Linked DNA regions of Homo sapiens: region 1 is linked to region 2. A link is a contact called in ENCODE Hi-C or POLR2A ChIA-PET data. All regions are on one chromosome and are shown on one strand. Each heading gives the region's core, a stretch centred on a gene start or an enhancer-like site at or near the end of the contact. The rest is flanking DNA. Distances are from core to core; before and after follow the strand shown.

The links. Hi-C counts contacts between places; a loop is a spot of excess contacts on that map. ChIA-PET counts read pairs that join two places held with the same protein, here RNA polymerase II (POLR2A). Pooled maps may share reads with other maps.
Region 1: a pooled map shows a loop between it and region 2 (2.1-fold over the local background). The contact joins two enhancer-like sites. A Hi-C loop is called at or near these places in 6 of 50 pooled maps. POLR2A ChIA-PET finds 5 or more read pairs at or near these places in 3 of 52 experiments (Panc1, RWPE1 and naive thymus-derived CD8-positive, alpha-beta T cell).

The regions. Positions count from the first base shown.
Region 1 is chr5:126,996,588-126,999,920 of GRCh38, forward strand. The region is part of intron 1 of MARCHF3 (membrane associated ring-CH-type finger 3); the gene reads right to left. Among named protein-coding and RNA genes, the nearest start is that of MARCHF3, 32 kb to the right of the region's middle. Within about 2 kb of position 1,869, at least 5 of the 41 ENCODE cell types and tissues checked have a DNase peak (open chromatin) inside an H3K27ac peak, as active enhancers do.
Region 2 is chr5:126,746,515-126,749,694 of GRCh38, forward strand. No RefSeq gene overlaps it. Among named protein-coding and RNA genes, the nearest start is that of LMNB1-DT, 28 kb to the right of the region's middle. RefSeq lists enhancers at 1,592-1,641, 2,774-3,180. Within about 2 kb of position 1,722, at least 9 of the 41 ENCODE cell types and tissues checked have a DNase peak (open chromatin) inside an H3K27ac peak, as active enhancers do.

The DNA.
Region 1 (3,333 bases), core at 619-3,118, 250 kb after region 2:
GGGGTTGCAGCTCTTCTTCAGTGGGGATATGGATCTAGGATCTTTAATCCCTTTGAGGAGTGGTATTAGCAAAAAGCACTAATAAGGAATGCAGGAGAACCATCAGTGTAATATTATCGTTACCGAGAAAACTGGAAATCACCTAAATGTTCATCAACAGGGAACTGATTAAATCAATAATTGATTATTTATACAATGGGGTACAACAACGCAAGTAAGAAAAAAAATAAGCGTGAAGAGATAGAAAGATCTCTAGGATAAATTATTTAAAAATCAGAGCGCAGAAGAGTATATGTAATAGGCTCCCATTTATGTTCGCATATATATACAAACTTCTAGGAGGGTGCATACAAACTGTTAACATTTGTTATATCTGGGGAGTGAAAAATGAGGATAAGAGAAAGCAAAAATTTTACTTTTGAATTTATACCCTTAACAAATAGTTAAAAGCAACTCATATGATGACAATGAGTAAGTATTAAAGAATACTTACAGTACTTCCCAGGGCTGACCTGAAATTTAGTATGAGGACAAGCAACTACTGTTATAAAAGGACCAATAGATACCAGATGTTAAATTTAACAACTATTAAATCATTTAATTTAGTAAGTGGTTACTGAGTAGGTTACTGTCCAATCCTTAAGCAGCTGTCAATAGAGTACACGGACAAGTTAATACAAAGAGAAAGGTAACAGATATGATGTGAATGCATGGGAAAGCCAGGTAGTCAGAGAAGACTTCTTGGTGGAGGTGGGGATTAGGGTTTGGATGGGTGAAGCAGAAGAAACACAGAAAGAGCAACAGAATGAGAAGACAAGAAAAAACATGGTGGGCTTTTCAACGGACATGGAAGGGAAGTCAATTTGGTGAGGACTTGTCTCAAAAGGGATGGCAGAATGCTGCCTGAGGGAGGCTGGACCCCCTTACCAGGTAGAACTTCCTCTCTAATCCATAGGCTTTCGATCTCTCCCTATCACTGATACCCCAAGGTCGAAAGGACTGGGTCCTCAGGCCAGTCTGTCCTGTAGATTCACATCTTGTTTCTAATAGAAACAGTAGAATCATCTATTCAGTTATTTTTCTAAATTCCAGTTTACTCAAAATGACTGCATACTTAATTTTTTTGATAAGGCTATGCTTTTCTGCAAATCTCTTCCCCCCTTAAAATTACATTAGATAAATAATAATTCTCATTGCCCATTTGGTACACCTGGTCAACCTAGGCTTGCCTGCTACCACTATTGGGGAATTAACCATTTGTGCTATAGTATTAATATAGCAAAGAAACATAGCCGGTTGTTTTGGAGAATGACTATATTAAGCCTATTGACTGTTTATCACTAGAAAGAAAATATTGAAGCACTTTTATTACAGAAGTCCATTGGAGGCTATAGGCAGTCTAAGAACAACTGAGGAAATATTAAGAGAAAAAAGAGAATATTACCCTATCACTAAAAACTCTCCTGGCTGGAATCATAAAACAATCTGTTCAATGGCAGGAAATAATATATCTCACAACATGGGAAATCTTGGGTCTTGGAGAACTTTTATCTTTTATTTTGTCACAAGTAAATTAGAAAACTCCATGTACAAGGGGAAGAGAGGATTATGAAAATACAAAGGCAGTGTCCAAGTGGCCCATGTGGCAGTGGGTGAGCTGTACAACCAGGAATCAGCCAGGACCATCTGCTGATCAGTAAACAGAAAGTGCTGACTTATGGTGGACCAGAATTCTGCTCTAGTAGCTAAGAATAAAACACCAAGTTCCTGGTCCCTTTTCAAAGCACTCATTGGCTTTCTTCAAGTTGGAGAATATGCTCCAGCTTGGATCAAGAGTGAAACTGGAGAAGCTACACAAGATGGGCATTTGGCCTTTCACCAACATGCTTGTTCCTTGACTTGGCTCTCAGCAAACCCCATGCAAACATTCAGCATTTCACGGCTGAGGCCACACACAGAAGCCATCAGGTGGAGACAGCTGCAAATGTACTTTCTCACACTCACGCTGGGGAGAACAGGCAGGGAGGTGGGGTAAGGGAAGGTCAGGAGCAGGGTAAGAAGGAGGCCACCTCATGAATGTTTTAAAATCCTTCCCAGGTAGCCCACAGATGTTTCTGTGGCTACCAACCTGAGAAAAGCCATCTTTTAAACAGCAGAAATCTCACTCGTTCCCCTGTCCCACTCTCTCCCTGTCAATCCCCAGGACATGCCACAATAAGTTGAGAAGCTGTAAAGATCTGTGGTAAAAAGAAAAAGCTCCAATATGTCTGTGGATGTTACCTAAAGAAGCCCCGAAGTCAAGGAACAAAGTAAAAAACTGTGACTAAGAGTTGGAAAAAATATTACTACATGCCACAAGACATTAGGAGGAAAGTATGTGTGCCAAAAATCCAGAGAGGCTCCCAGAAAGTTCCCTCTCAGCAACCCCTCTCAAGGAGAACCAACTTATTGTACTTTACACATAATTGCTTTTCAGGTCTGCCTCACAAATAATTCCTTGGTGAATACCTAAGTCAGCAAAACAACAGGAATTTTTATACTGATCCTATAATACTGGCAGGGTGGTGAGCTGCAGGGCTCAGTTGGGGCAAACACATAAAAAATTGCCAACTTGCATAAGAAGTTTTTATCTAATGTAGATGATGCAGAAAATGTGTCCATTTTCTTCCTTTTTCCAGATGGCAGACTTTTTTTTCTTACACAATACCCATTTGTATGGCAATTATGCCCAGACCAGCTTTCAATGAGTCCATTAGAGCCGGCCAGTCCAACACAACTTCCTGCACAGCCTGTCCCTTGGGGACATGGATTCTGTTCACAGGGCAAAGACCTGGATGGCTTGACCCAGCTCCCGTTCCTCCAAGCTCTAGACTTCATCATTGTTCTCTCAGGCTACTCTCTCCCTGACCTTCAGATTTGACCCTCGTTGTTCTATTTCTAGGCCTAAATTTACCTTCCCTCCATTACAGCTTCACCAGCCAATCCAGTTGCATTGCAGTAATGTCTCTCAGCTGACTTGGTCGCTGGTATTCTGGCACCTGGCCACTTTAGGGGGGCAGAGAGATATATTTTCAAAACATGCTATTTGTTACCAGATGGTCAACTCCTCTACCAATCAAATACACATCATTTATTTGTTCAACAAACAATGAACACCGATTATTATAAGACTGTTAGTGCTGAAGGTACATCAAATAAGATACTGTCATCCTCAGAGCACTCAGCCATTACTAATGTACCACACTGGATAGAAATCAGCTACCCCATTGAATCCATATTATGGAAACAAAGCAAAATCATACTAATACTTCAGAGTCATTCTAAACTTTATAG
Region 2 (3,180 bases), core at 472-2,971:
TTAACCCTTTAGTCAACACTGGCCAAAAACAGTAAGTAACTCCTTCTTCAAGCATACTATTTTATTGGAGAAGTTTATTTTTGTTTTGTTTTGTTTTGTTTTGTTTTTTGTTAGGCTGCAAGGGAGAAAAACAAAACAAAATGAAACAAAACCTTTCCTCTTAGGTTTAGTAACTGGGGCCTGCAAATTAAACTCACAAAAGACATTAACAGTAGCAAAGGCATACGTTACTTTATTCTCTTTGTTTTCTGTTGCTTAGAGCAGAACACTGGAAACTGGATAATATATAGACAAAAAATATTTATTTTTTGTTTTTGTTTTTGAGACAGAGTTTCACTCTTGTTGCCCAGGCTGGAGTGTGGTGGCGCGATCTTGGCTCACTGCAACCTCCACCTCCCGGGTTCAAGCAATTCTCCTGCCTCAGCCTCCCAAGCACCTGGGACTACAGGTGCGTGCCACCATGCCCAGCTAATTTTTGTATTTTAGTAGAGATGGAGTTTCACCATATTGGCCAGGCTGGTCTCCAACTCCTGACCTCGTGATCCACCCGCCTCAGCCTCCCAAAGTGCTGGGATTACAGCCGTAAGCCACCGTGCTCCGCCAACAAAAAATATTTCTTACAGTTATGGAAGCTGAGAAGTCCAAGGTCAGAGGGCTGCACTTGGTGAGGGCCTTCTTGCTGGTGGAGACTCTCTACAGAGTGACAAGGCAGTGTAGGGCATTGCATGGTGATGGGGCTGGGCATGCTAGCTCAGATCCTCCTCTTCTTATAAAGCTACCAGTCCCATTACCACACTATCCCACTAATTCATTATTCACCTCTTAAAGGTCCCACCTGTCAGTATTACCACGTTGAAAATTAAATTTCTTTTCTTTTTTAAATTTTTTTGAGATGGAGTCTCCCTCTGTCGTCCAGGCTGGAGTGCAGTGGCGTGGTCTTGGCTCATGCAATCTCTGCCTCCTCGGTTCAAGCTATTCTCCTGCCTCAGCCTCCAGAGTAGCTGGGATTATAGGTGTGCACCACCATGCCTGGCTAATTTTTGTATTTTTACTAGAGATGGGGTTTCACCATGTTGGCCAGGCTGGTATTGAACCCCTGACCTCAGGTGATCCACCTGCCTCAGCCTCCCAAAGTGCTGGGATTACAGGTGTGAGCCACCACACCTGGCCTGAAAATTAAATTTCAACATGAGTTTTGGAGGGGACAAATATTCAAATCATAGCATTTATTAATGTTAACATTTGTATGTGCACGGGGACTTTACAGAAATAAAGTGGAAACCCAAAGAGGTAGTTAGACCCAAGGGCTTATATACCATTTTAATGAAAAGCAATAACTGGTGGAGAAGTGACCAGACAGAGGAAAAAGAGTTTGGCCTTCTAAAAGTGGTAAATGGCAGGAAGGTGACCAGGAAATGTATAGTAGATAAGTGTCGTTTAGTAAGCCTTGTTATGCAAATAAGAGTCATTTTCCTCTCTCTGATATAGAAAAGGAAAACACCTTTAGAAGGAGGATTTTATGCCCTGCTTTTAGGCAGAAAGTGGGAGGACACGGAGTTCTTCCTTCATGTGCTGCTTCCTAATTGCCATCAGCTCAAAATCATCTTTATGCGGAAGTGGCATATTTGGGGGTGGCAGATTCTGATCTCCTTCAGTACCTTGAGGATTTCGTCTTGGGTCTAAAAACAGCAGGGGGCAAAAAGCCTGGCAGCTTTGATGAGAGTTTTAGTTGACTCATCATCCAACTGAAAAGAGTGGGGGTGGTGACTATTTAGGAACCCTGTGTAGGTGGAAGTGGTTGGTTTGTCGTTGTGTCTGACTCTTGCTCAGGCTTCACAGTCAGAGTAGGTTCTACTTCTCACTTGAGGCCCGCCCCCAGATCCCCAGCCCACCAGGATTTCCCTTCAGTGGCGCTTGCATTGAAGGCTACTTCTTTGGCTCCAAGCACAAAACCCAGGGATTTTTAGTGGGTTGTGGTTCTTTTTCTTTTCTTTCTTTCTTTCTCTCTCTTCTTTCTTTCTTTCTTTCTTTCTTTCTTTCTTTCTTTCTTTCTTTCTTTCTTTCTTTTTCTTTCTCTTTCTTTCTTTCTCTCCTTCCTTCCTTTCTTTTCTTTCTTCCCTCCCCCTCTCCCTCCCTCTTTCTTTTTTTATTTATTTCTTTCTTTCTCTCTCTTTTTCTTTCTCTTTCTTTCTTTCTCTCCTTCCTTTCTTCCTTCCCTTTCTTTCTTCCCTCCCTCCCTCCCTTCTTTCTTTCTCTTTCTTTTTCCTTCCTTCCTTCCTTTCTTCCCTCCCTCTCTCCTTCCTTCCTTTTTCTTTCTTTCTTTCTTTCTTTCTTTCTTTCTTTCTTTCTTTCTTTCTTTCTTTCTTCTTTCTTTCTTCCTTTCTTTCTTTTTTCTTTCTTTCTTTCCTTCCTTCCTTCCATCCTTCCTTCCTTCCTTTCTTTTCTTTCTTCCCTCCCTCTCTCCTTTCTTTCTTTCTCTTTCAGTCTTTCTTTACATTCGTTCTTTCTTTCTTCCTTTTTGAGACGGAGTCTCGCCCTGTGGCCCAGGCTGGAGTGCAATGGTGTAGTCTTGGCTCACTGCAACCTCTGCCTATCGGGTACAAGCAATTCTGCCTCAGTCTCCCGAGTACCTGGGATTACAGGTGCGCACCACCACGCTCCGCTAATTTTTTGTATCTTTAGTAGAGACGGGGTTTCACCATGTTGGCCAGGCTGGTCTCGAACTCCTGACCTCGTGATCTGCCCGCTTTGGCCCCCCAAAGTGTTGGGATTACAGGCCTGAGCCACCGCGCCTGGCTTTTTTCTTTTTTAAAATTTATTTTGATTTTTTATAGATACGCGGTCTTTCTATATTGCCAAAATTCTTGAGCTCAAGCAATCCACCCACCTCAGCCACCCAAAGTGTCGGAATTACAGGCATAAGCCACCAGGCCCACCCTGGTTGTTTTAAAAAATATATTCCTTGTTCAGTCTCCACAACTTCACTGTAGACTCTGTATTTGAAATATCTTTGTTTTTTCTTAACATACTACTTTTTATTTAATTTGACAAATATATGTTAAATAAAAAAAATTTTTTTTTGTTTTGAGATGGAGTCTTGCCTTGTCGCCCAGGCTGGAGTGCAGTGGGGCGATCTCGGCTCACTGCAAGCTCCGCCTCCCGGGTTCACGCCATTCTCCT